Linked DNA regions of Mus musculus: region 1 is linked to region 2. Evidence: chromatin loops called from intact Hi-C (ENCODE). Cell type or tissue: gastrocnemius. All regions are shown on one strand. Links, peaks and the distances in the headings refer to the core of each region. The heading gives the core; the rest is flanking DNA. Region 1 holds the start of H2-M10.6 (histocompatibility 2, M region locus 10.6). Region 2 holds the start of H2-M10.3 (histocompatibility 2, M region locus 10.3).

What was found. Peaks named below come from ENCODE experiments on the same cell type or tissue, not always from the same donor. Only the 100,000 strongest peaks of a DNase experiment are listed, where the experiment ranks them.
Region 1: it touches region 2 in a loop (5-fold over the local background); 19 of 42 quality-filtered maps call a loop at or near these places.

The regions. Positions count from the first base shown.
Region 1 is chr17:36,805,379-36,820,524 of GRCm38, reverse strand. It overlaps H2-M10.6 (histocompatibility 2, M region locus 10.6), which reads right to left and starts at 8,350. Exons shown (of 6, transcript NM_201611.2): 1 at 8,279-8,350; 2 at 7,770-8,039; 3 at 7,264-7,539; 4 at 6,441-6,716; 5 at 6,212-6,314; 6 at 4,959-5,366. The coding sequence starts at 8,348. The coding sequence ends at 6,214. In gastrocnemius, for the core only: no CTCF peak of the experiment used is centred there; no DNase peak of the experiment used is centred there.
Region 2 is chr17:36,356,060-36,371,205 of GRCm38, reverse strand. It overlaps H2-M10.3 (histocompatibility 2, M region locus 10.3), which reads left to right and starts at 2,789. Exons shown (of 6, transcript NM_201608.2): 1 at 2,789-2,864; 2 at 3,102-3,371; 3 at 3,615-3,890; 4 at 4,438-4,713; 5 at 4,840-4,942; 6 at 5,612-6,202. The coding sequence starts at 2,795. The coding sequence ends at 4,940. In gastrocnemius, for the core only: no CTCF peak of the experiment used is centred there; no DNase peak of the experiment used is centred there.

The DNA of each region.
Region 1 (15,146 bases), core at 4,301-12,300, 450 kb before region 2:
GAAGAGTGTCAACTAGGTGTGTGTGTGTGTGTGTGTGTGTGTGTGTGTGTGTGTGTGTGTGTAAAAAAGCCTTTGGCTATATCTTGTGGACAAGTTCCCTCTATGGCCATGTGCAGATTTTCCTGATATATCTCAGATCCAGGCTCCGATATTTCAAACAGAAAGCATCTCTTAGAACCTTCTGTCCTGAACAAAAGCCATGAGGATCAGGGCTCACAGACACTGAGTCTGCAAAGTAAGCTATATTAGTTAAGGTTCTCTATAGAAACAGTACTTATGGAATAAATATATGTTTGTCTATGTTATGTGTGTATATGTGTATGTATGTGTATTTTTGCATATGTATGTATGAGTGTGTGCATGTGTATGTATAAAGGGGATTTATTAGAGTGGCCTACAGGCTGTGGTCCAACTAGTCCAACAATCACTGTCTAGTTAAGGAACGTACAAGAATCCAGTAGATGTTCATTCAGTTCATGAGACTGGATGACTCAGCGGGTCTTCTGTATACACCAGAATACTGAGGTAGACACTAGCTAATGTTAGTGAAGGAATGGATTAAGTCAGTGTGCGGAGGGGAGGCAGAGAAGAGCAGAAAACATTCCTTCTTCCATGTGTTTTATAGGGGCAGCCAGCATAAGGTTTGGCTCAATACGAAGCTGTATCTGCCCAATTCAGGAGATCCAGATTACAAGTTTGTCTTCCCCGCCCCGTGCCAAAAATCACCCCCTGACCACCAATCCTATGTCCGGTGTGCCAGACCAAGCCCGAGATACCCCCTGCTCAGTGCTACAGAGAGACAGGGCATAGCACTCCTGAGATGACCGCAGATACCCATAGGCACCACGTGTGACTAAGATAATGAAGTACATGGTGGAGAGATGGAAGAGAAAAAAAAGCAGAACAATGTGTACAAAATGAAGAGAGGCAGAACTGGAGACTTAGAGTAGTGAGGAACAGCCTGATGTGAGTAGCTGGGGATGCCCACCTATGACCATAGTGAGGTCCTGGCCCATGTTGCTGTAAAGGGCCATGTCCAGATTTGTGGCCCTGCAGGAGAGGGAATATATTAACATCAATAGCTAGTGGATATTCCTGGTCTGGGCTGCCACCTGGGGCCATGTTGATATCTGAGGGCCCTGTGGATCTCTCCATTTATACCTGGGCATCATGAGAGAGCTGGCCTAAATGCTTGAGAGCAGGAAACCGGGCCCTGTATCTCTCCATCTACAGTACTCAGGAGATCAGGCCACACACTTTTCCCAGGAAGCACAGTTTGCTGGCTGTTTGTTTGTAGGGGTCGTGGGTGAGCATGCCCCATAGGCATAAGTATGGGAAAGCTGGCTCTGCCACACATCTGCCATGCAGTGGTGTAGTTGAGGGAAAGAGGCCCTCCCTTTATCTTTTGCCACCTATGGTAGGTGGGGAGAGCTGGCCCTGTTCCTCACTAGCTTCAACTCTTGGCAAACTAGGCTGTGCACCTTGCCTGGACAATACAATAGAGCCCTGCTGGCATGGGTGCAGGTAAATCAAGGGCATGAGAGCAGGAGAGGTAACTCTGTCTCTTGCTGGGCATAGCCCTGGGAGAGCTAGCTGGGGGCAGTGATGGAGAGCCTGTCCTAATGGTGATAGTGCAGAATATCTGGTAGCTTAACCACCAACTCAGCTACCACTTAGGCAAAGATCCAGGGTCTGAGTTGGCTCACTCCAACATGTGTCCCATCTATGAAGCACATGAAGGGGTTGGCCAACAGATCTCAAGCTGCAGGATCTTCTTGACACATGTCAATCACAAGGTTTCCAACAGGAGTCCTGGTGATGATCCAGTTTTGATAGTGTAGTAGAAGACAGAGCCTTTGACCTAGACTAATGACGCATTCCAATGAAATATTGTAAATAAAGAAATGTAGACAAATATACCTTGAGACACATTGTGATACACTACAGTTTCCACAATTAGCTTCTTTCTGCCTTTTTCTTTTAGGAGTGAGAGTTTGCAAGGAAAGAGGGTGGGTATGGAGGGACAGGAGGTGAATGAGATTGGGGTTCATTATGTAAAATTCAGAATGAATCAATAAAAAGTTAAATAAAAACTATGTCTTTCCAACTAAAGATTTAGAGAAGAAAAAGAAGAAGAAGAAGGAGAAGGAGAAGGAGAAGGAGAAGGAGAAGGAGAAGGAGAAGGAGAAGGAGAAGGAGAAGGAGAAGGAGAAGGAGAAGGAGAAGAAGAAGAAGAAGAAGAAGAAGAAGAAGAAGAAGAAGAAGAAGAAGAAGACAAGGAAGAAGAGGAAGAAGAGGAAGAGAAAGAAGAAAGAAGAAGAAAGAAGAAGGAGGAGGAGGAGGAGGAGGAGAAAGAAGAGGAAGAAGAGGATGGGTTTCAGTTAATTTCTGATGTAACTTTGACAGTCAAGAATAACTATCATGATGGCCCTGGGTCACCGAGTCCCACTTTTTAACCTCAGGTTATAGTTATTTGATAATGTCTTTAGTGAAGTAAATATCTTAAAACTTCCAGTTCCTAATACAGTTAATATAAATAGATACTATACACATGAACATATTTATTTTTGAGATCTAACTAAACCTAAGTATGTTTGGGCATTTTCCCATGAACTGATGAAGAATTACTGACTTATTGCCCCCTGTGCCAGGACTCAGGAGGACTTGTGAACAGGACAAAGAGGACATGGGTCTGGTTAAGGAAACTAGTACCCAAACACTACTCCCAAGATTCTATGCCCAATATTTGGTCTGGGTGAGAAGGCAAGTTGTAGTGATTTCTAGTTCCCAGAAGCTAATTATTCTCTTATAAAACCAATGTGCCTCTCACTCCAATTTGGAAGTGTTAGAAAACTATGTAGTCTAGTTCTGAGTCAAAGAGTCAGAGAGATGGTTCAGTGGTGAAGAGCAGTTCCTGAGAATCTGAGTTTGGTTCTCAGCATGCTTAATAAGGAAGTTTAAACTGCCAGTTCCTAGGGCTCCACTGCATTCTACCCTACAAGGGCCCTATATTGTTGTGCACAAACACTCATCTCCCATTTCTCTCTCTTCTCTCTCTCTCTTTTTCCCTTATACATACTGACATACACAGAGGGAGACATATATACAACACAAACATACACATAAGCACACACACACAAACACAATTAAAGGGCAGAAAGATAGCTCAGTTGTTAGGAAAACTTGGTACTTGTTATTTGTTAAGAGCACTGGTTGTTATTCCAGGGAAACTGTGTTTGGTTTCCAATGGCTCCATGATAGAAGCCAGCTGTCTGTAACCCCAGTTCCAGGGGACCCGAGACCCTCCTCTGTCACTCATGGACACTAGGCATATGAGTGTTACAGAGACAAGCATATATTCAGATAAAACAACCACAAAAATAAAACAATCCACTCTGTGGATCTTCAGATGGTGAAGCGGAAGGTTGGAGGTGACAGGCAAAGCAAAGGAGCAGCTCAGTGATAGCCAAGCAACCTGGCCAACGTTGTTTCAGAGAGTCCTTCTGGTCAGCAGGAATAGTGGCAGACCCAGTTTGATGTAGGGTAGAGACTGCTCCATGCTGCATGTGTAAGGACTTCTGTTTAGAAATTTTAATCCAGCACCATTGCTGTTGTGGCAAGGGATCATATCCAAAGATACAATCCAGCTTGAATGCAGACACACCCTTACTACATACCTTTTGTCTATGACTGTTGAGGGATATATAGTAGAACCTCCAAGTTCCTGTGCTCCGTCCAGCTACTGTCTGCCTGCCAACTCTCCTGCAGTGCTTGGAGCTCCCGAGTTCCTTTCACTGCCATGGAGACCCATACAACAACCATCCTCCCCACAGTCAGCTGCTACAACACCCATCCACCCGGTAGAAACAAACTCTAGAAGTTTATAATTTACAAGACAGATTTATATATTAATAAATTCTCAATGCACAAGATACCCACACAATATTTTCAGAGCTAATTGATAATGATACAAGCTGCCCACCAAGATCAGACACATGCAATTATTCTATCTCTTTATGCTTTTTTTTTGACAGGGTTTCTCTGTGTAGCCTGTCCTGGAACTCACTTTGTAGACCAGGCTGGCCTTGAACTCAGAATTCTGCCTGCCTCTGCCACCCAAGTGCTGGGATTTAAGGCGTGTACTACCACCGTCCGGCTATTCTATGCCTAAATGATATTCATAACTACCTGTGGCTATTTATGTGTCTGTCCACTTCTATCTTGGCTTCTTCCTCTCCTTTGAGTTGCTCTCTGTCCATGCAACTCTTTCTGCTACCTCCATTTTTCTCATTTAATCACAGGCCTCTTACTGTACTAATATTTTAATTGAATTGGACAGGGAAAATCCTGCCAGATCTAACAATGAAGTAATGTTTGTAGAAATAAGGAACCATGTTTGAAAGCAATATCTTATTGACGGCCAGACAAAATGATTAATTAGAGAAAGATCTGATAGAACAAGTCAGAAATAGGATACGCCCAACTCTCATGAGAACATCAGCAAGAGAGAAAGTGTGGTGTGGTATGCGGTGTGTGTATTGCAGTTTTACCAGAACAGTTTTACAAAGTTAGATTACAGAGAGAACATACAGGACACAAGTGTAGACAGAACTGCCCTGGAAATGAGAAGGATCCAGAAGATTAGGAAAAAAATTGCCAAAGTTAGAATGAGGCTAACAAAGCAATTCAGTCAGAAGTTGAGAGAAACCAGATTGAACCTGTCAGCATGGGAGACTAGATTGTGTGGAGGCTGGAAGCTTTCAGGCCTAGGCTTAGCAATCATTAGAAAAGAGGACATGCTCTGGTTTCAGTCCAAAACCATGTATTACCCCAGCTTGTGTCCAGTTGTTATCTTATCTTATCATCGGAGGAAATAAAAGTGTAATTTACAAGAAACCTATACTTAAGTGAAGATGAGACTCTTGACATTGAAAGAAAATAAATTAAAGACAACAAGTATGAATCAAAGTTCAAGTTTATTAGTATGAGAAATTAACACATGCATATATGAAGTTGAAGAGAAAGAAAGGCACCTAGGAAAAGACAGAGAAGACCAAAATAATGGATTTCAACTTCTCAAGACAGAGTTACTATATTATTCATCACGCTTTGATCTGGTTTACTCATTAAATAAACAATGAGAAGAATTCACAAAAAAATGACCAAAACCCTAATATTGAAGTAGGAAGAATAAATTTACAACTCACTGGAACCAAAGGTCAGTCACTGATGGAGATCTCCCAGGCCTGCCTCTCCTGGATCAGGAGAGATGACTGGAGAAGACACACAGGTCAGTGTGGAGGGGAGTCATGCTCAGGTCTGGGCTGAACTCACTTCCTTGTGTTGTCTTTACAGGAGACAGAGACCTGGACACAGATGCTAGCCATTGAAAGAAAAGTCAGGACCCTTTGAAGTCACACAAGACAGGTATCTCACACTATAGAAGGAAATAATGAAGCACAAATTCTGATTGGTGATTATTAAACCATCATACCAAACAGGCATCCATGCTAACAACAGTTTCAGTCTAGCAAGTCACACAGGTCAGGAATATGTTCTTTGAGTATTTTCTATCTTACTGAGAGAGATGCATCAGATCTCTGGGCACTGTCCATGCCTATGGCAGAACAGCATAAGACCTGTTAAAAGCCCACAGCAATAGGGCCCAGAGGAAAAAAAAATGTGTGAGGATCCACAATGGGTACTTGTGTTTCCTACTGCAAGGATCTCAGGAACCAACTCAGACTTAATTACTGGCAGCTGAATTATAGGTGCCTCTTTCCCACCTGTGGGGAAAACACAGCCAGTGAGAGACTGTGGAAGCAGTAATGTTGTGGGAGTGGAAAATCTCCTGGTCAAACCCCAGGGAAGTTTCTTGAACTGGGACTGCAGCTCAGGGGACAGAGGAGAAAACACAATGGAACATAGTAAGTAAAGAGGACTAACTGGCCTTCTTTAGGTTTGTTCTCAGCAGGGACCTTCTCTGTGACATCTTTCTGTCTGTGGGGAGTCACAATCAGATCTCCATCCCTTCTATCAAGAGGGCAGTGGACCTTTCTATATTTCCTTTATGCTTTATGATAGAGTTAAAGTCAGCACACAAGTCCCAGTGCGTGAGTGGATACATCTTTCCTTTAATGGCCAGGTACTTTTGTAGCTTGGTCTGCAGATCTGTAGAGAGACAAGTATTCAGACACTGCCCCTTTCTTACCTTTAATTCTTCCATACCAGAAAAATCACCACAGTTCCCACCACCAAAGCTCCAAGAACCAGGCCGATGAGAATTGCTATGATGGGGATGGTGTGTGGAGGCTCTGAGGATGGAAAAGAAGGAAGAGTGAGGAGTCTGACCCTAGCTCTCAACCCTGATCCTGCTCTGGTTCATCAAAGAGCTCACACAATTCCTGACAGCAGTGTGTGTGCTCACACCCACTCCTTACCCCATTTCAGAGTGAGTGGCCCAGGTAACCCTTCATGGTTGACATGACATGTGTATCTCAGCTCTTCTCCAGGAGGAACCACCACAGCTGCCCACTTCTGGAAGGTTCCATCCCCTGCAGGCCTGGTGTCTGGCAGCTCCATGTCCTGGGTGTGGTTTTTTCCATCCCTCTTCCAGGTCATGGTGATGTCAGCTGGGTAGAAACCCAGGGCCCAGCACCTCAGGGTGACATTCCCTTCAGGTCTTACATGGTGGGTCACATGTGTTCGGGGGGCATCTGAGGGGAACAATTGGAAAATTCATGTGTTTTGTACTCCTCCGGGGGCCTGAGCAGTGCTCATGGGACCATCTCTGGAAAGGATGGGAGACTTGGATGAGGGAGGGAGCAGAGTCCACACAGAAGCCTAAACTCAGGTTCTGGGTGAGCTATTGTTTGGAATATTTTACAATAACCATGAACCAACTCAGCGCAGGTAACTCTGGGTCTCCCTCTAGACAAATAGACTTCTGATTCTGACTGGGGAAGGGGTCTAAGGACTCAGCAACCCTGGAGTCAGACATTCAATGTCATCGTGCATGGACAGTGATCAGGCCTGAGATGGAAGGCAACTGCTGTTAATGGACACACTGAACTGTCCTGGGAGAAGGGTGAATCCTCTGGAGAGTCCCTCTCTCATGTTGAGTCAGGAAACCAAGGAGCTCTCTTTCCCCTTTGATGCAAGACAGTGTAAGCATTCCAGCTGCTCCCTGCTGAGGAGGAGGCCTCAGGGAGGCAGGATCTCCAATCTCAGAAACCAGAAGGGGTTGGCAAGGGTGTCTCTTACCAGAGTGCAGCAAGGTCTTCTTTCCAAGGTCCAGGCATCTAAGAAGCCTTTCCACGCATTCCCCTAGCAGGTAAGTCCTCCAACTTTCTGTCATGCCTCCTTGCTCCTGGTATGTCTTGAATTTTTCACCTACTTCACCCTCTGCAGTCCAAGAGTTCAGGTCCTCATTCAGGATTAAGGAATCATATCCATAGTATGTGAGCCGGTAGTGACCTTCGAGGAAGCTCCCATCATTTGCCACGTTGCAGCCATACACTTCCTGCAGGGTGTGATAACCTGCCCCACCCCCATTCAGCCTTTGGTCACTATGAGGCTTCTCTTACATCCTAGGATTTTGTCCCCAACTAAACCCCTAACCAGGTAACAGTCTGTAGTTCTCTGGCTCTAAAGTCACCAGGTCCCTTTGGCTATGGCTGTATCTATGACTTGGGGACCTAGAGTGGAGCTTATTGGGTCAGACCATTAGGGCACTGAGGACTTATGGCCTCAGCCCTGAGATCACTTACCATTATTCTTGTCTTTATTTGCAGACATCATGTACTTAAGAATTCGTCTTCCTGACAGTGAGAAGCTCAGGGCTTTTGCTGTCTCTTTCTCCCAATATTCAGGTGGCTCCTGCTTCATCCAAGCAGCCCGAGGTTGCATCCTTGCATTTGGTTCTTTGCTGTCGAATCCCTGAAACTGTATGGAGTCTACGTATCCGACCTGGATGAACCGGGCCTCCAACATGCCAGGCTCCAAAATCACAATGTTGAAAATCTGCAGCCAGTGTGAGCCTGCGGGTGGTGCACATTGAGACCCTGACTTTTCAGCCTGGACCCAGAGCAGGTTGGTAGAGAGTAGAACAGGAGTGATTGTGTGTTTGTGGACCTGGGGTGCAGGAGAGGGTCAGGGGTGATCCAGCTCAGAGATCAGGGAGGGTCTGATTATTCAAGGAAGAAAGTGGAGAGGTGAGGATTTCAAGTGCTGTGTCCTGTTCCCTAAAAGGCCAGTTCCCTCCATGCCTCTCACCCACCTGCACAATACTGGGTCAGGTCTATTGCCATCAACAGGAGGAGGAGGTCCCAGGGTCCAGGCTTCCTCATCCTCTCTGATAAGTAGGGCTTCAATCAGGCTTGGTATCTCTTCACTTTATAACCTGCTGTGGCTGATGCTGATTGGCTTCTCATAGATTTCCCAAAGGTAGTGATTTAGACCTGATGGGGTGGGTCTTGGAGAGACCAACTCCTGGGTGTGGGGGATGTCTAGGGTACTGCTTCCCCACTTTGCACCTGTTATACAGCTTTGTGTTCTGGCATCAGTGTCTAAGAACAAGTCTGTCCTCTGGTCCAAGTTTCAAATCCTTGAGTCCTAGCCCAGAGGCCTGTAAGTCAGCAATTGTCAAACATTTCAATGTTAGAAACTCTGTACATGCTTACACATCGTGTAGCCTTCTGTGGTGACTGTGCTTGTGTGGATTATGTCAATCCATGTCTATCATGGTAGGAATTAGATGTTTTGAGAGTTTTGATTCCATTCAGATATTGATAACTAATTGCATGTAAGCTGAATAAAGGAGAAAGAACTGTTTTCCAAAAGGAAATGAAGATGTCAGCAGAGCCTTTTAGATATTTACCATTTCTGGGAGTCCTTATTTTCATCTTCCCTCCCACAGATCATAGAATTTTGTGTCTTCCTTTTAGCAGGTTGTTTTTGTTTTTGTTTTTTTTAATTTGAAACATAGAAAAATTCAGTTTCACAGATATATTTTAGGAGAAACAATTTTATTACTCACTTTTATTTGTATGTATATTTGTGTGTTTCTGGGTGTATGCAAAGAACAGGTACTCGAAGGTTCCAGAAGAGGTAGTGAGAAACCCTGCATCTGGAGTTAAGGAACAGAACTGCCAGATTCAAATGCTGGGAAATCAACTGTGGTCATCTGCAAAGCAGCAAGGTCCTTCATATCAGTTTTCTTTGAAAACAGTATCTCAGTTTGGAGCCCTGGCTGACCTGGAAGTGGTTATGTAGACCAGGCTGGCCTAGCGCTTAGACATCCATCTGTTACTGGCTCCAAATTGCTAGGAATAAAAGTAATTTGCCAACCATTTGGATTAATTGTAAATTTTCCTCATTGATAAGTCACTAAATGGGCACAGGTGGCACTTTCCTTCCTCAAGGTTGTCCACACTGAGGACATCAAACATCCCTGAATTCTTCATTATTGGCTGCATTCATATCCATAGGAGAATCTTGCACACTGAATGTTAATGAATGTCATTTTGAAGTAAGACGTTCTTTGACTAAGTCCTTTCAGTACAAATTGTCAAAAACTCAGTTATTAATATGGCCACATATTTTCCATAGAAAACGTTGAAAACATTAATCAGGCCCTAAGTTGATGGTGAAGAATTCCAGTACTCAAAAACCCTAATGCTATCTTGGGAGCTAAGATATTATCTTTATTATAGTCAACTGGAGAAGGGATCAATTGGTGATGAATGGACTTTTTGTTTTATGTTGTGGGAGGAACAATACATTTCTAACCATATTGGCATGGAGTTCAGGCTGGGCAGGAAGAAGAACTCTATCATCCCTGTGTGGCAGCAGATACAGGTTCAACATTTTGGAGAAATAGTTGTTCCTTAGGCAGGTCCTTTTTTCAGCTATCTGGAATGAGATCCACTACAAATAAATGAGGATCATCTAGACTGGCTGCTGTACAGTTCTGTGAAGTGTGTAAGAACCTCTGTTCATGTCACTTCCAGTGATGTGACTCTGAGTTCAGTCCTGGATGATAACAATTCAATCCTGGTTGGAGGCTCTGGGGCCAGGGTTGGGAATGCTGCTCTGAGATGTCAGGTTGCAGCATTCTGCAGCCTATGATTTGCCTGGAGGTGAGGTTTTCCTTTTGGGAGTCTTGGAACAAGCTTGAGCGATTCCCTAGTGATCACCTGTTTTGTTTTCTGATCTCTTATTAATGGCCTTCCCACTGCTGCTGGCATATGTGACTCAGTGCATTATCCAAAGCAGTGGTTTTCAACCTTCTTAATTCTGGAACCATTTAATATAGATACTCATGCTGTGGTGACCCCCAACCATCAAATTATTATTATTTTTTACTACTTCATGATTGTAATTTTGTATTTTAATCACAATGTAATTATTTGTGGATACAGAGGTTTGCCAAGGAGGTCGCGACCCACATGTTTAGAACCACTGATCTAAAAGGCTATGGTTAAGTCATTGTTGAGACATAGGTCCTAGTTAATTATGTAAACCTATGGTATCTTCATTTCTTCTTGATTCTTTTAAATTGGCATGGAATTCATGAATATGAGGCTATTACAGTGTGTCTTTACAGCAATAGAAAACCCAAGACAGTGTAAAATATTATCTAATACTAAAAATATTCTCTTACAGAATTCTTCTAATGTAGCAGGGCATAGTAGTGCATGCCTGTAACATTTGTAATTGGGAAGCAGAGGAGTCTAAGACCTTCCTGAACTAGAGGGGATTCATTTCTCAAAGAGCAAAAAACAATGACAAGAATTCAGGCGGCAAGTAATTACTTCCTGTCTAAAAATCTCATCTGAAACATTACTGCAATCTTCTCTCCACACAGATAAGTAGACACACTTCAGATTGTCTCAGGTGAGCTAACCTGTCGTGGCACACTCGGGCAAACCCAGCATTTGGGAGGTGCAGGCAGGAAGATAAGGAGTTCAAGATCATGGAGATCCTTGGTGGAGAGGAAGACCCAGACTCACTCTGATAGATTGCCCAGAGAATGAAGTGGGGAAAGTTACTCAACAGCTGTCAGAGGAGGTGAGCGATGTCCAGAAATCTCTATTATTATAATAATATTATTATTTATTTGCAAAGAAATATAGGAAATTATATAAAGCTGATGAGGGAAGGGTCCTCCTCTCCTGTACTGAAGCCTAACCCTCATGGTAGGATCCTGCAGATGAACTTGGTGGGTAGGCAGCAGTCACAGACCTCTCCTTTCTTCTTCCCTGTTCTTTGAACAGGAGAGTGAACCTTCTTCATCTGCAGCACTAAGCACAGATCTAACGCTCTGTAGAAGCAAGAAACAAAACTGGTTGGGGCCAGGACACTCAGGAGCACATGGAAAAATCTCCCAGGAATAAGCCAGGGTGACTTGAATAAAAACTATCAGAAGCAGTGAGTGATGGTAAGAATCACGTATGTTATTTGCAAAGTATAAAAGGAAACATAAAGCAGAAGGGAAAAGTCCAGAGTTTATAATGGGGGAACTGTGGGCCTAGCCAGCACCCTCATTGAATAGAAATGCCCTGAGTTATGGTAAAGACAGAAAGCCCCTGAAAAATTCCTCTGTGCTCTCAGGATCAGATATTTTAAGTCAGGAGAGAGGGAGAAAGGGAGACAAACATTGCAAGCAGCCACAGCAGGAGAGATAATGGAAAACCCTCAGCTCTCAGTACCCAATCAGTGTAATTTTCTCAAAAGTTTCTACTGAGCTTGTGGTTAGCCCCAAACCCTCCAGGAACCACACTATTAGGACAGTCAGATCATTGGAATACATGCTAAAACCTGGCAGCATCGCATATACTGGAAGGAAGAAACTTTAAATCAGACCGTTCAAAATTCAGTGTGATAGAAATCTGGTCAGACTCAGAGTCTGCACAGACCACTGACATGGCCAAGTGTGTGCTCACAAGATGACAGGATGATCCTTATAGAGGTCAGGTCATGTTTCAAAATGAGACTGCCAAAGACATGTCTAGAGTGTGAGCAGAATTTGAGACCTGACTCATGGAGTGCTGCCTCATGGTGTGACCTCTACTTTTTGTGGTGTGAACACTGTAAGGGATTGCCCAGGAGTGCAGTAGACATCTGGGATCCCAGGCAGGACTCCCAAGGGCATCAAGGCTGCAACCAGACTGCATTCTATCTTTATATCCCACAGGACTGTCTGTCTCCCCAGCATATCTAACCCTCCACAATTTATGATACATTTTGTTCAACACAGCTGCTGTCTTGTCACAGCAGGCAATGCATTCAGACCAGGGGAGGCTGGGTCTACCGGGACATCACACTTCATTTTCTTTTCTTTTCTTTTCTTTTCTTTTCTTTTCTTTTCTTTTCTTTTCTTTTCTTTCCTTTCCTTTCCTTTCCTTTCCTTTCCTTTCCTTTCCTTTCCTTTCCTTTCCTTTCCTTTTCTTTTCCTTTGATTTAAGTTTTATTGAATTGTGATGAGAAAAGATACATAGTTCCAATTTATCTGAATTGTTAACATTTAAAAACATAGTTTGAATAAATAGACTTACATCACATTCTTCTTTCCCTTTTGTACCCCAACTCCTCCAGGAGAGCCCCCCTTCAAAACCTGCAATACATTTCTTTTTTTATATTCTTTAAATTTATAAAACATGTAACAATAAAAATGAGTATTATAAAAGGTGTTTGATATAAAACAACAATCAATTGAACAGTCTTATGTAGATGTTTGTCTACAGCAATACTGAAAATATATACTTTTTTCTCAATATAAATTTTAAATAAGTCTAAATATATTAACTGTATGATATTTAAAAATAATATATCACTGTCTTAGTTAGGGTTTTACTGCTGTGAACAGACACCACGGCCAAGGCAAGTCTTAATAAAACAACATTTAATTGGGGCTGGCTTACAGATTCAGAGGTTCAGTCCATTATCATCAAGGTGGGAGCATGGCAGTATCCAGGCAGGCATGGCATAGGTAGATCTGAGAGTTCTACATCTTCATCCAAAGGCTGCTAGTGGAAGACGGACTTCCAGGCAACTAGGGTGAGGATCTTATGCCCACACCCACAGTGACACACCCATTCTGACCAGGTCACACCTATTCCAACAAGGCCACACCTCCAAATGGTGCCACTCCCTGGTCCAAGGATATACAAACCATCACAATCACTATTAGTATTTTTAATGAATATAAATAGATAAAGTCTTTTTGTTTGTTTGTTTTTTTTTGTTTTGTTTTTAGTAAAGCTTAAAAATCTTGGCTTACTGTGATACAAACACAAAATAAGAACAGTTTTGGACATTGGAATTCATTGTAATAAGGCTGTACTTGAATTTCCCTCACATCACCAAAGGATTTTACCTCCATAGTAGATAAGCTAAGCATTGACAGTTCTGCTGCATCAAGGAATGAATTGTAGGCACAGTAGTTGGATACAGATTTCCTGCTATACTCAAAGCTATTCAACTTGAGTGATTGTCTTCATTCTCAGCCTGCAGGGAACAAGTTACATCCATTTAAGAAATGGTGTGTGTATTAAGATGGTCTCTTCATCAAGTCATTCATCCACTGTTTCAGTAGACAATGGTTCTGTTTGGATGGTGGCACAGACGTTAGGTGAGGGTAAGATTATGGTTCATCGACTGTGATGATTTTGGAAAGCATTAATCTCAGAATAAGAGTAACTTATTAAGTCCTCTTCTTCAAAATTGATACAATAATTACAAATAGCAAGCAAAGCCTTCAGTCTTATCTTTGCTGTTCTCTTACAAGCCACCTCCCAAATTAATTGTCTATAGTTCCTTGGCTGTATAAATAATTTTGAAATATGTCAGCTGTTCTGAAATCCAAAGTATAGTGTAAAGACATTAAATAAACAATCCTAATAATAGAGAGGCTAAGATAGGAGACACATGATTTCAAGACCATTATGTGGCCCACAGCAAAATCTTGTCATGTACAAACAAGCAGAAAGTGTATATGGATTGTACAATATTGGACCTATTTATCCCATTACAAAATTAGAGAGACCAAGAGATGACAGCTGACAAATTTCTAATTCCTCATATTTTTGAATTTCAATCGATTAGGATATGTTGGTAATATTAATTTTCATAGTAAGAGATATTAATAAAAAGTGATTGTTACTTCTTGTTAATTTTCTTGTTAGAGGTGGGATATGTTTGTGTGGGTTTGTTGAAAGATTACTTTCTTGCTTCTTCTAGGGTGTAGTTTCACTCCTTGTGTTGGTGTTTTCCATTTCTTATCCTTTGTAGGGCTGGATTTGTGGAAAGATATTGTGTAAATTTAGTTTTGTCATGGATTCTCTTGCTTTCTCCATCTATGATGATTGAGAGTTTCCTGGGTATAGTAGCCTGGGCTGGCATTTGTATTCTTTTAGGGTCTGTATGACATCTGCCCAGTATCTTCTAGCTTTCATAGTCTCCGGTGAGAAGTCTGGTGTTATTCTGATAGGTCTGCTTTTATATGTTACTTGACATTTTTTCCTACTGCTTTTAAAATTCTTTCTTTGTTTAGTGCATTTGGTGTTTTGATTATTATGTGATGAGAGAAATTTCTTTTCTGGTAGAGTCTACTTGGAGTTCTGTAGGCTTCTTGTATGTTCATGGGCATCTATTTCTTTAGGTTGGGGAAGTTTTCTTCTATAGTTTTGTTGAAGATATTCACTGGCCCTTTAAGTTGGGAATCTTCACTCTCTTATGTACCTATTATCCTTAGGCTTTGTCTCCTCATTGTGTTCTGGATTTCCTGGATGTTTTGGGTTAGGAGTTTTTTGCTTTTTTGTGTTTTCTTTCACTGTTATGTCAATATTTTCTATGGTATCTTTTGCACCTGAGATTCTCTCTTCTATCTCTTGTATTCTGTTGGTGATGCTTGCATCTATGACTCCTGATCTCTTTCCTAGGTTTTCTAACTCCAGAGTTGTCTCTCTTTGTGATTTCTTTATTGTTTCTAATTCCATTTTTAGATCCTGGATGGTTTTGTTCCTTTCCTTCACCTGTTTGATGTGTTTTCCTGTAACTCTTTAAGGGATTTTTGTGTTTTTTTTTCTTTAAGGGCTTCTAGCTGTTTACCTGTATTCTCCTGTTTTTCTTTAAGGGAGTTATTT
Region 2 (15,146 bases), core at 3,837-11,836:
TTCTCAAAACAGGGGAGGAAAAAAAAAAAAAAAAAGGTCAGTGACTGCTGCCTACCCACCAAGTTCATCTGCAGGATCCTACCATGAGGGTTAGGCTAAAGTACAAGACAGGGGAACTCTTCCCTGGTCTGCTCTGTATCATTTCCTTTATTTCTTTGCAAATAAACTAGAGATTTCTAGCCATGGCTCACCTCCTCTGACTGCTGTTGTCTAAATTTCCCCAGTTCATTCTCTGTACAGTCTATCAGAGTGACCCTGTGTCTTCCCCTCTACCATGGATCTCTATGGTCCTGACTCCTGATCCTCATGCCAGTGTGCAATGCCAGCTATTTCACCTGAGACAATCTGAAGTGTGTCTACTTAGGTGTGTGGAGAAAAGATTGCAGTAACATTTCAGATGAGATTTATAGACAGGAAGTATTTAATTGCAATGTGAATTCTTGTCCTTGTTTTTTCTCATTAAGAAATGAATCCCCTCTAGGTCAGGAAGGCTTGAAATCATCTGCTTCCCAATGACACGTGTTACAGGCATACACAACCATTCCCTGCTACATTAGAAGAATTCTGTTAGAGAGTATTTTTAGTATTAAATAGTATTTTTACACTGCCCTAGGTTTTCTATTGCTATGAAGACACACTCTAATAGCCTCATGTTCATGAATTCCATGTCAATTTAACACAATCAAAGAGAAATAAGGATTCCATAGATTTACATAATTAACTATAATCTAGCTCTTAACAATGGCCTAACCACAGCATTTTAGATAAGTGGTTTCAAACATGTGGGTCACAACTGCTTTCGCAAACCTCTATATACAAAAATACTTACATTGTGATTAGAATACAAATGACCCTTATGAAGTGGTAAAAAGGGTAATTTGATGGTTGGGGGTCAAACAACATGAGGAACTGTATTAAAGGGTTCCAGCATTAGGAAGGGTGAGAAGCACTGCTTTGGATAATGCACTGAGTCACATATGCCAGCAGCAGTGGGAAGGCCATTAATAAGAGATCAGAAAACAAAACAGGTGATCACTAGGGAATCGCTCAAGCTTGTTCCAAGACTCCCAAAAGGAAATCCTCCCCTCCAGGCAAATCATAGGCTGCAGAATACTGGAAGCTGACATCTCAGAGCAGCATTTCCAGCCCTGAGCCCAGATCCTCCAACCAGGACTGAATTGTGACCAGCCAGGACTGAACTCAGAGTCACATCACTGCAAGTGACATGAACAGAGGTTCTTGTAAACTTCACAGAACTGTACAGCAGCCAGTCTAGACTCTCTTCATTTACAGGTAGTGGATCTTATTCCAGATAGCTGAATAAAGGACCTGCCTAAGGAACAACTAAAAATGAGGTGTTCCTCCAAAAACATAAAATTTTTTAAAATTCCATTCATCAGCAACTGATCCCTTACCTAGTTGACTACAACAAAGATAATATCTAAGCTCCCAAGATAACATTTCTTCACAGCCAACTTAAGAGCTTCTTAATGTTTCCAAAGTTTTCTATGGAAAATATGTGGCCATATTAATGACTGACCTATTCACAATTTGTATGTAAAGGACTTGGTCAAAAAACATTGTACATTGAAATAACATTTATTAACCTAGCATCCATTCTGTGTGCAAGATTCTCCTCTGGATGTGAATGCAACCAATAATGGAGGATTCAATGATGTTTGATGCCCTCAGTGTAGACAACCTTGAGGGAGTACCACCTGTGCCCATTTAGTGACTTATCAATGAGGAAAAAAATTACAATTAACCAGTTGGTGGGCAAATTCCTTTTATTCTGAGCATTTTGGAGCCAGTAGCATAGATTTCTGAGTGCTAGGCCAGCCTGATAAACATAGCCACTTCCAGACCATCCAGGCTACATAGTGAGATGCTGCTTCAAAAGAAAACTAACATGAAGGGCCATTGTTGCTCTTGCAGACGACCAGAGCTGATTTCCCAGCACTTGAGTCTGGCAGGCCACATGTTCCTTAACTCCAGATCCAGGGTTTCTGACTACCTCTTCTGGAATCTTTGAGTACCTGCCCCTGAAATACACACAGAGACACACAAAATTCATACAAATAAAACTGAGTCTTAATATTGTTTCTCGGAAAATATACATGTGCAACTGCATTTTTAGCATTTCATATATATATATATATATATATATATATATATATATATATATATATAAAACAGAAGACACAAAATCCTATGATCTGTGGTGGGGAAGATGGGGAAGATGCAAATAAAGATTCCCAGAAATGTAAAATGTCCAAAACAATCTTCGGGTGTTATTTACCATTTCATAAAATTGTCCTTTCTCTTTTCATTCACCTTACATTCAGATAGTAATCAATATCTACATTGAATTAAAAATCTCAAAGTGTCCAGTTCCTACCATAATAGATATGGATTGCTATAATCCACACAAGCAGTCACCACAGAAGGCTACACAAAGGCTAAGCATGTACAGAGTTTCTAACATTGAAATGTTAGACAATTGTTGACTTACAGGCCTCTGAGCTAGGAACCAAGGATGTTGTAACTTGGACCAGAAGGACAGACTAGTGCTTAGAAAATGATGCCAGAATATAAAGCTGTAGAACTGGTGCAAGTTGGGGGATTAGTACCCTAGAAATCCCCCAAACCCAGGAATCGATCTCTCCAAGACCCACCCCATCAGGTCTACGTCACTGCCTTTGGGAAATCTATGAGAAGCCAATCAGCATCAGCCACATCAGGTTATAAAGTGAAGACAGACTGGTCCTGATTGAGACTTGACTCATCAGAGAAGATGAGGAACCCTGGATGCTGCACACTCCTCCTCCTCTTGGTGGCCATGGACCTGAACCAGTATTGTGCAGGTGGGTGAGGGACTGGAGGGAATTGGACTTTGGGGAGCTGGAAACAGCACCGGAAATCCTCATCTCTGCATCTTCTTGCTTACCTAACCAGACCCTCGCTGATCCCCTAGCTGGATCACCCCTGATCCTCTGCTGCAACTCAGGTCCATAGGCATACCACCACCCCTGCTCTGTTCCCTACCAACCTGCTCTGAGTCCACGCTAAAGAGTCAGCATTTCAATGTGCATCACCCACAGGCTCACACTGGCTGCAGACTTTCAACATTGCATTTTTGGAGCCTGGCATGATTAATTCCCGGTTCATCCACATTGGCTATGTAGACTCTATACAGTATCAAGGATTTGACAGCAAAGAACCAATGGCTATTTTGAAACCTCGGGCTGCATGGATGGAGCAGGAACTACCTAAGTATTGGAACGTGGAGACAACAAAAATTCTGCTATTGTCACAGATAGAAAGACGAATTCTTTACTTCATGATAGAAAAATATGAACATAGAATGAACGGTGAGTCACCTCAGCTCCGAGGTCATGACAAATCAATGTCCTCATGGTCTGACCCCAATAAGCTCCACTCTAGGTCCCCAAAGTCAGAGATGCATCCATAGACAAAGTGACCCCTGGAAGCCTTTGACCAGAAAGAACAACAGATTGTGATCTAGTTAAGGGTTACGTTGGGGACAAAATCCTGGGGGGAGGGGGAGGGTAAGAAGCCTCACAGTGACCAGGGGCTGAATGGGGGTGGGGCAGATTATCACACCCTGCAGGAAGTATATGGCTGCAATGTGGCTACTGATGGGCGCTTCCTTCACGGTCACTTCCGGCTCACCTACTATGGCTACGATTACTTAACCCTGAATGAGGACCTGAGCTCCTGGACTGCAGAGGGCAAGGGAGCTGAATACATGAAGAACAGGTGGGAGAATATGAGTGAGGCAGAAAGGTGGAAGACTTACCTTCGAGGGGAGTGTGTACAAAGGCTTCTTAGATACCTCGACCTTGGAAAGGAGACCTTGCTGCGCTCTGGTAAGAGAGGCCCTTGACAACCCCTTCTGCTTTCTGACATTGGAGCTCCTGCCTCCCTGAGGCCTCCTCCTCAGCAGGGAGCAGCTGGAATGCTTACACTGTCTTGCATCAAAGGGGAAAGAGAGCTCCTAGGTTTCCTGACTCAACATGAGAGAGGGACTCTCCAGAGGATTCCGCCTTCTCCCAGGACAGTTCAGTGTGTCCATTAACAGCAGTTCACTTCCATCTCAGGCCTGATCACTGTCCATGCACGATGACATTGAATGTCTGACTCCAGGGTTGCTGAGTCCCTAGACCCCTTCCCCAGTCAGAACCTGAAGTCTATTTGTCTAGAGGGAGACCCAGAGTTACCTGCGCTGAGTTGGCTCATGGTTATTGTAAAATATTCCAAACAATAGCTCACCCAGAACCTGAGTTTAGGCTTCTGTGTGGACTCTGCTCCCTCCCTCATCCAAGTTTCCCACCCTTTCCAGGGATGGTCCCATGAGCACTGTTCAGGCCCACAGAGGAGTGCAAAATACATGAATTTTCCAATTGTTCCCCTCAGATGCCCCCCGAACACATGTGACCCACCATGTAAGACCTGAAGGGAATGTCACCCTGAGGTGCTGGGCCCTAGGCTTCTACCCAGCTGACATCACCCTGACCTGGAAGAGGGATGGGAACAACCTCACCCAGGACATGGAGCTGCCAGATACCAGGCCTGCAGGGGATGGAACCTTCCAGAAGTGGGCAGCTGTGGTGGTTCCTTCTGGAGAAGAGCTGAGATACACATGTCATGTGCACCATGAAGGGTTACCTGAGCCTCTCACTCTGAAATGGGGTAAGGAGTGGGTGTGAGCACATACTCTGTTGTTGGGAAAATTGTGAGCTCTTTAAAGAACCAGAGCAGAATCAGGGTTGTTAGGTAGGGTCAGACTCCTCACTCTTCCTTCCTTTCTCTCCTCAGAACCTCCACAAACCATCCCCATCATAGCAATCCTCATCGGCCTGGTTCTTGGAACTTTGGTGGTGGGAACTGTGGTCATTTTTCTGGTGTGGAAGAAATAAAGGTAAGAAAGGGATTGGGGTCTGAGTCCTTGTCTCCCTAGAGATCTCAAGGCTAAGGTATAAAGGTACCCTGCCTCATTAGTGGAAAGATGTATACACTCAGTCTCTGGAGCTTGTACTGACATTAACTCTATCATGAAGCATAAAGGAAATATAGATCCACTGCTTCTTGATGGAGGTGATGGAGCCCTGATTCTGATTCCCCACAAACAGAGAGATGCCACAGAGAAGGTCCCTGCTGAGACCAGACCTATAGAAGGACATTAAGTCATCTTTACATACAATCTTCCATTGTGTTTTCTCCTGCATCTATGGAGGTGCAATCACAGTTCAAGAAACTTACCTGGGGTTTGAACAGGAGATTCTTCTACTCCCACAACTTTATTGCTTCCACAGTCTCTCACTGGCTGCCCTCTTCCCACATTAGGGAAATAGACATCTATAATTTTTCTGCCAGGTAGGGGAGCAGGGTAGGGGGAGGGTATAGGGGACTTTTGGGACAGCATTTGAAATGTAAATGAAGAAAAATCTAATAAAAATTGAAAAAAATGGTCTGCCAGTAATTAAGTAAGAGTAGGTTTCTGAGCCCCTTGCATTAGGAAAGACAGATACTCATTGTGTGTGCTCACACATTTTTCCCTCTGGGCCCTATTGCTGTGGGCCCTTAACAGGTCTGATGCTGTACTGCCATAGGCATGGACAGTGCCCAGAGATCTGATGCATCTCTCCTAGTAAGGTAGGAAATACTTGAAGAACATGTTCCTGAGCTGGGGCCACTTGCTAGAATGGAATTATGGTTGGTATGGATGCCTATTTGGTATTATGTTCTAATAATCACCAATCAGCATTTGTTCTTCATTATTTCCTTCTATTGTGTGAAATGCAATCTTAGGTGACTTCAAAAGCTCCTGACTTTTCTTTCAATGGCTGACACCTGTGTCCAGGTCTCTGTCTCCTGTCAGGAGAGGCAGGTCTGGGAGACGGACATCAGAAACTGACCTTCAGTTTCCAATGAGCTGTAAATTTATTTTTCCATGTTTAACAAGAGGATTTTGTTAATTACTTATTGTGTGACTTCTTCCTATGGTGTATTTAATGAGTAAACCCAATGAAAGCAAGAAGAATAACATAGCAACTCTGTCTTGAGAAGTTGAAATCCAGTCATTGGGTCTTCTCTATCTTTTTCTGAGTGCCATTCTTTCTCTTCAACCTCATATTTAAATCTGTTAATTTCTCTTCCTAATAAACTTGAACTTTGATTCATTCTTGTTGTCTTTAAATTTTCTTCTTCCCAAGGGAAGAAACTCATCTCCACTTAAGTAGAGGTTTCTTGTAAATGACACTTTTATTTCCCCAGATGATGATATAAGATGAAAGCTGAACCTTAGCTGTGGGAATATGTTGCTTGGACTGAGACCAGAGCATGTCCTTTTCTGTCCTAAATATTCCCTAGGCTTACGTCTGAAAGCTTCCAGCCTCCGTACAACCTAATCTTCCAAGCTGACTTAGTCAATCCCGCTTTTCTCAGCTTCTGACTGAATTGCTTTGTTGTCCTCATACTAACCTTGGCGATCTGTTCTGAGTCCTCTGGCTCCTTCTCATTCTCTGGCTACTTCTGTCTTCAACTGTGCCTTGTATGTTCTCTCTATAATCTAACTTAGTAAAACTGTCATAGTAAAACTTCAATACACACACCTCATACCACACCACACTTTTCCCTCTTCTTGCTGTTCTCATGAGAGTTGAGCATATCCTATTTCAGACTTGTTCTCTCAAAGCTTTCTCTATTTCATCATTCTGCCTGGCCCTCATATAGATGTCACTTCCAAACATGGTTGCTTACTTATAAAACTAATCTTTCCTTCATTGGAATGGGGGTTACAGACAGCTGAGAACTGTCATGGAGACATTAGAAACCAAACACAAGTTCTCTGGAATAACAACCAGTGCTCTTACCAAATAACAAGTACCAAGTGCTCCTAACAACTGAGATATCTTTCTGCCCTTTAATTGTGTGTGTGTGTGTGTGTGTGTGTGTGTGTGTGTGTGTTTATGTGTGTGTTTGTGTTGTGTATATGTCTCCTTCTGTGTATGTGACTATGTGTAAGGGAGAGAAAGAGAGAGAGGTGGGAGATGAGTATTTGTGTACAGGAATACAGTGCCCTTGGATGGCAGAAGAAGGCAGTGGAGCCCTAGGAGATGGTATTTGAGAGAGTTGTAAACTGCCTTATTAAGCATGCTGAGAACCAAACTCAGATACTCAGGAACTGCTCTTAACCACTGAACCATCCTTCTGGCTCTTTGAGTCAGAACTGCACTACATAGTGTTCTAACACTTCCCAATAGGAGTGAGAGGCACAGGTATTGTATAAGAGAAAGATTAGCTTCAGGGAACTAGGAATCACTACAACATTATTTCTCACACAGACCAAATATTAGACATAGAATTCTCCTAGGAGTAGTGTTTGGGTACTACTTTCTTTAACCAGATCCATGTCATCCTGGTCCTTTCACAAGCCCTGGACAGTCCCAGCACAGTGCCCAATAAGTCAGTAATTCTCAATCAGTTCATGGAAAAATGCCCATACGTGCTTAGGATTTATGTAGATCTCAATAATAATTATGCTCATGTGTATTGTATCAATTTATATTGACTGCATTAGGAAGTGCAAGTCTTAAGATATTTACTTCATTAAAGACGATATCAAATAACCGTAATCTGAGGACAAACATGGGACTCAGTGACCCAGGTCCATCAAGTTAGTTATTCATGGCTGTCAAAATTACATCAGAAATTAACTGAAACACAAGGGACTAGGTAACCTTGGGAGGTGTGTGTTTGCTTGTTTGTTTCCTCTTGTTGTTCTTGTCGTTCTCGTTGTTGTTGTTCTCCTCCTCCTCCTCCTCCTCCTCCTCCTCCTCCTCCTCCTCCTCCCCCTTCTCCTCCTCCTCCTCACTGTCTTTAGGTGGAAAGACTCACTGTTTATTTAACAATTTACTGACTCATTCTGAATTTCACATCATGCACCACAATCCCATTCCTCTCCTGTCCCTCCTTACCCACCCTCTTTCCTTGCAAACTCTCGCTCCTAAAAGGAAAAGGGAGAAAGAGGCTCATTGTGGAAACTGTAGTATATCTCAATGTGTCTGACAGTATATTTGTCCACACTTCTTTATTTGCAAATATTCGTTGGAATGAGTCATTAGTCTGGGTCAAAACCTCAGGCTTCTACTACTGGATCATCACCAGAACTCCTGTTGGATACCTTGTGACTGACCTGTGTCAAGAAGATCCTGCAGCTTGAGATCTGTTGGTCAAGCCATTCATGTGCTTCATAGATGGGACACATGTTGGGGTGAGCCAACTCAAAGCCCTGGACCTTGGCCTGGGTCTTATCTGAGTTGGTAGTTAAACTGCCAGATATTCTGCACCATCATCATTAGGACAGGCTCTCCATCACTGCCCACAGCTAACACACCAAGGGCTATACCAGCAAGAGACAGAGTTAGCTCTCCTGCATTCATGCCCTTGGAGCAGGTTTGCCTGCAGGCCTGTATTGTATTGCCCAGGCAAGGTGCAGGGCCTAGTTTGCCAAGAATTGCAGCTAGTGAGGAACAGAGCCAGCCTCATGACCTTGGGGCCAGCTCTCCTCACCTGCCACAGGTGGCAAGAGATAAAGAGAGGGCCTCTTTCCTTCAACCACAGCACTGCATGGCAGATGTGTGGCAGAGCCAGCTTTCCCATGCTCACACACTTGGGACATGCTCACCCACAGTCCCTGCAGACAAACTACCAGTAACCTGTGCTTCCTGGGGGAGGTATGTGGCCTGATCTCCTGGGTACTGCAACTGCTGAGGTGCTGGGCCATCTTTCCTGCTCTGAGGCATTTAGGCCAGCTCTCTCAGGATGCCCAGGTCAACATGGCCAAATCCACAGGGCCCTCAGACAACAACATGGCCCCAGGTGGCATCCGAGACCAGGGATATCCACTAGCTATTGATGGTAATATATTCCCTCTCCTGCAGGGCCAGGAATCCGGATATGACGCTCTACAGCAACATGGGCCAGGAACTAAAAATAGCTGTTCCTCACGACTCTCCAGTCTCCAGTTCTGACTCTGTTCATTGTTCACACATCCTTCTGCTTCTTTTTCTCTTCCTTCTCTCCACCATGTACTTGCTTATCTTAGTCACACCTGGGGTGGTATCTGGGTATTTGGGGTCATCTCAGGAGTACTATGCTCTGCCTCTGTGTGGCACTGAGCAGGGGTCATCTCTGGCTTGCTCTGTTCACCAAGGACGCAGCATGGTAGTCTGGGGGTCATCTTTGGCATGGGGGGAAGACACCCCTATAAAGAACACGGAAGAAGGAATGTTTTTGCCTCTCCTCACTCTGGCTAGAATCCATTCCTTCACTAGCATTAGAGTCTACAGCAGGATTCTGGTGTATACAGAAGACCCACTGAAACATCCAGTCTCATGAATTGAACATCCACTGGATTCTTGTACTTTCCTTAACTAGACAGTGTTTTTTGGACTTGCTGGACCACAGCCTGTAAAACACTCTAATAAATACCCTTTATATCCACACATGCACACACTCACACATACATATGCAAACACACACACACACACACACACACACACACACATATATATATATATACACATAAAATATACAAACATATATTTATTCCACAAGTTCTCTTTCTATAGAGAACCTTAACTAATATTGCCTTATTTTGCAGGATCAGTGTCTGTGGCTTTTGTTCAGGACAGAGGGCTCTAAGAGACTCTCTCTCTCTTTGTAATATCAAAGCCTGTATCTCAGATGTGTAAGGAAAGTCTGGGCATGGCCATAGAGGGAACTTCACCAAATGATATAACCCAAAGTATTTTATGCACACAAACACACACACATACAAATCCTGGTTGACACACTTCAGTTAGCAAGAACAGTTAGCAAAGAATGGAGCTACAAAGGACAAATGTAACATGAGTATAGTCAGGCACTTTTCCAGACCTATGGACTATGATGGACTTGGTTTTTGCTCTCATTTTGGCAGGCGTTGGGGGTATCATGCTGGGTTCTTGGGTCTTAATGGTGCCTCTAACATAGTATCACTTCTGCAAAGGGCTTGACAGGGTAATGTTTCAATTTGGCCTTGATGGGAGTGACCTTGTCCTAGTCTACAATATCTACACAAACTCACTGATTTGTACACATGAATAGAACAGCTATCCAGGCATGGTTGTGTATGGTGGTTAAAATTAACTGGGAGTTTGTAACCACCTTTGATTATTTAGTTCCCAAATAAAAGATACAAAACCTTTACATTCATAATAAGCCTTAAAATCACTAGAGCTGGGAAGATATCAACCTTCTATGCTATTTTTTCTACCTCACTATCAATGACCTGTAGATATGACTGCCCGTGTTCTATCTGAGCTGCTCCTGCTCCAGCTGGCTGGCCCTCAGGGCCGTGCTCTCATGATCTACCCACCGCAAGATGTCTTCTTCTCCCTTCTTCTCTCTCACCATTTTTCCCTGTCTTCTCTCCTCAGACCCAAGCTCAGCAACTGAAACAATGCCTACATCTCTTCTGCACAACTACAGGCTTTCCTATGTTTATTTAATCTAGTGTTTTAAATAAGGAACAAAGTGACAGAGCATCACATGGTGTATTGTGGATTCCTTTGTCCCTGAGGATCTATCCACCTGGGGGCAATCAATCTTGGGGGCCAGTATTTAGCTTTACAATCTATAGCAAACAACCTAACTTCAACAGTGGACCCTTACTCCCAGCACTTGGGAGGCAGAAGTAGCAGCAGGTGAATCCCTGTGATTGTGTCCCAAGCCTTGTCTACACAGCAAGTTCCAGAACATCCAAGGTGCCTAATGAGGCATTGATAAAATTAACAAATTAATAAAATAAATTAGAACAGCTTTTCACATGTCAATAATACTTCAACAAAAAAAATGATTTAGAAGTTGGATTTTATTCTAAAGAAGTCCTAGAATTTCTTGGCTAAAAGAAGAGAGCCAGGTACAAAGTAAATTCTTACTTCATAAGGTGATAGAGACTTCTCCAGAAAGCCATGCCATGTTGCCTGAGCTCCTGGCACACTGTCAATATCTAGTGTGTTGGGGTCCTTTGGATAATTAGGTCACATTAATCAGGACACAGGAGATACAGAGTAACTGTGCTTTCTTGAATATTCCAGCATTGTTTATAGGCAAACAGAATAAAGATTGCCCACAGATTCCAATTCTCACCAGCTTCTGTTTCTGAAGCCATAGTTTATCTGGGTTCAAGGTGACCCAAATCTCCTTGCAGACTGAGAAATCGGTCAGCAGTCCAAAGCTATTATGGGTTTCCTAGATTAACTAAAACAAACTGTCTCATGAGAAAATGATCATGGAGGCCACTTCCTCAGGCATGCAGCTCACTTGGCGGACATCAGTGTTCTCTGCTAAGAAAGTTTGCTTTCTCAGTGTCCCAGTGTGCTGGGATTTACAGATATCCTTAAGTCACCTCACAGCTAGTAGGCTGCAGCAGTCACCTCATGCTATTTCTCTACAGCACACAGTGCTCAATATCTGCTGGCCAACCTTACAGGACTCTTAACCAATGAGCTTTTTCGCTAGTCCAGGCTTCCTCTTCATTTTATTGAATAAGAATACTTCTGATTAATAAAGTATTAATAATATAATTACTGAGAAACTATTGCAAAACAACTTTTTAAAAATATTGAACAGCTATAAAAACAACTTTCATTATAATGCTACTTCACAAAATTTTTCTAATTCACTTTGATTGATAGGTTGAGAGATAATATATTGTGTCTCTATGGTTGTGGCACTTGTCAATAATAAATCTATTGATCTTTGGCTTAGGCAGGAAATTGAAAATGGAACATCTGGGAGAAGAGAAAATTCTGGGCTAGAGCCAGGCAGGAAATTTTCCTGGAGAAGGTGTAAAGAGATGGATGCTTGATACCTGAGAACAGGTAACCAGCCATGTGGCAAAAATGTAGACTAAAATAAATGGTTTACTCTAAGTTTTGATCTAGCCAGAGAAGAACCTAGCTATATTGTCAAAGCATGTGTAAATTTATTTTGATTCTGAGTTTTATTTCTGAGAGCCTGGGGGTTGGAGGAAGAACTGGGAAATAACTTCCACAGATAAGGGTCATGGAGCCTTCCAAGTGAAAGGCTGGAACAAACAAATTGGTAAACCTAAAATTAAAGTTAAACGTATTTCTAATAAATATATCAGTGTTACTATGTAAGTGAAACAGTCAATGAAAATAGTTGCACTCTTTGTGTGAGACTCATATTTTGTGGATAACCATAGTTACCAACCCTCATCAAAGAAGCAAACAGACTGACACAGAGAATCATGACTGCACACAGCACAGAGATCAACAGATCTTGGGGAGGCCAGTCCCCACTGATATATCAACATTAGAGCTCCTGCATTTATGCCCCTGTACAGAAAGGATGGAAAGATTACAAAAACCAGAACAGCAGGAGGTCTAGTGGGAAACAGTCTCTCCTAGAAATAACTGCATAGACAAGACAGATTCAAGAGCAACAAAGATGAAAGAGGGAACTTCTGTGGGGCCCATCCCCTAGACGAAGAATTGCAGGCAACTGATGGTTGCTGAGCTAGAATTAGCCTCTCCACCAATGAGCCTCTTATTGGATGGCCAGTGGATAGCAGTCAGCCCTGAAACCATACACACACAAACAACAAAACAGACTCAGCATGTTGCATTCATATACCTGTTTGTGGAAACACAGGCACACATACATTGTTACCTACACAGACATAGGTAACAATGATGGAGAAAGAAAAAGAAGCTATTAAGAGGAAGAACTTGGAATGGGTTGGAAGGAGAGTAACTGAGAAGGTATAGAGGGAGGCAAGCAGAGATGTTGCAATTCTACTTCAATCGAAATATATCTAAGAAATAAAGTGGGATAAGTGGCCTGTCTTTTAAAAAAAAAAAAAAGCTATCCTAGTGGTGTGAAGGTGAGACAGTCACTGTGTGAGGGTTGTAAAGGTGTCAGGTGGGGCTGAAGAGCTGACTCAGCTGAACAGCACTGGCTGATCCTCCAGAGAACTGTGGTCTAATTCCCAGCACCTACATTGTGACACACAGCCTAGTGGGAATCTCTGGACAAAGCACACCAACACCAGAGCACAAGAGAGGCATAGGCACCGGTGGATTTTAAAACCAGGATAGCTCCTAAAAAGGCCTATTTCTGGTTTGCATTCTCATTTTGTACTCTAAGACCACAAGGTGAGGCTGACAAGCAATTTCACAATTTGTGAGGCAGCAGGATCTTAAGGGCAATGAGGCATTGTTTCAGCTATTTCTCCATGTCATTCTATTCCAGGTGGCAAGTGAAGTTAATCTTAGAACTGAGTAACACTCAGTGCTTTACATAAACTATTAAATAATTCAATGTATCAGTCAGTATCTTAGTTTACCCCAACAGTCTGTAACTCCAGTTCCAGGATGTCTGTTGCCACCTTCTGGTCTCCTGTGGTACTGCATGCATGTGGTACACTGGCAAACATGCAGGCAAAATATCCATACATGCAAAGTAAAATAAAACTTTAAAAGGTGTCAGGCACTTACTGAGGGTTTATCAGGTTTTGCTGGGGTCCACAGAAGACAGGTACTTAATTCATCTTATGAACTATAGGATGAGAGAAAGAGTTGTGGTACAGAAATCATATAGTTTAAAGCAGAGACAGCAGGGGAGAGGATGGCTAGAATGTAGCTCAATTAGTATAGTGCTTTGTCCAACACACAGAAATACCTGGATTTCATCTCCAGAAAGCATAAGACAGATATGGTATCAGGATCCATGGAACTTGTCTCATTTAACCAAAACAAAACATTGGAGGTGGGGAGATGCCTCAGTGAACAAGAGCACTTGCTGCTCCTCAGATTTGTCATGACAACCAGAGAAATTCCCAAAGAATGCTATGTCATCCTAGATCCTAGTGTTCAGACCTGCAACTAATCTTTAATAATGCATGAATGAAAAATGTACCTTGGGAGAGTAAGAGTGAATCTTGAGCTAATTTATCCTGACGCTGGAAATTGGAGATCAGAAAAATAGTTGCATTCAGAAAAATTGGTTATGTTTCTTGTTGGTACAACAAAATATATGACAAGAACAGCCTAAGATAACAGTCTTATTTTGGATCACAGTTGGAAAGAACACTCTGCAATGGGAGGGGAAACAAGATGATATGGTGTAGGCTTAAATTTTTCTAACCCTAACTTTTAAAATGTTTCTTAAGTGTTTTAACCTCCTTTCTTCCCATTATCCACCAGAGGGAGTGGGAAAGAAAGGTTATTAGGATTCAGGCAAAGTGGTCCTGTTTAGAAATTGTTATTTAGAGCAAATCCCACCTACATTGTCAGGTAAGCAGTTCAGTTCACAAGTCAGCAACAGCAGCTTGCAAATACTTCAACAATCTACCAGCAGCCCAGTTTGGTAGAGTCTGAATACAAAACGGGAATCAGAACATGTAGAAAACTTTGCAGGAACAGCCAGGACTCAGCCAAATTGACACGAGTCATCAGGAGAGATTAGGACAACCAGGAACACTAGAAGTTCTCACCTGTGCCTTTCTTAACAAATTGAAGATCAAGAAGTGTTGCAAAGCTAGTTCTACAGACAAGTCCCTCTCATCGTAGATTGAGTCCCATGTATACTCCCCCACCCCAGCCATCAAGTGTCTTGCCTTCGCACATGAGTCTGTCTTAGAAAATCTTCACTCTAGTCTTTATCAGCTGACATCACTCTGCCAATCAGCTGGAGTCCAAGGATATAAGAAGAAGCTGCCAGCACACCACCAGGAGTTTGTGGTGCATTTCTCTCTATAGACTCTTGACAGACGAAAGGAGCTCCACAACACATGTAAGATGAATCAATACATGTGTGGAATGAGTGAAGAATCCTCCATCATTTCACATGTTTGCTCTAGCAAAACTCCCTTTCACCTGTGTCTGCTTCAGAAAAAAAAAAAAAACATTCCTTCTCGTGTCTGCTTCAGCAAACCATATTTTTCCTAATATCTGCTTCAGGAAAGCATTCATTCATATGTTTGCCCCACCAAAGCAGCATCTGCCAACACAGTGACTTTCCAAAGAATCCCTAAGTTTCCACTTCAGTAT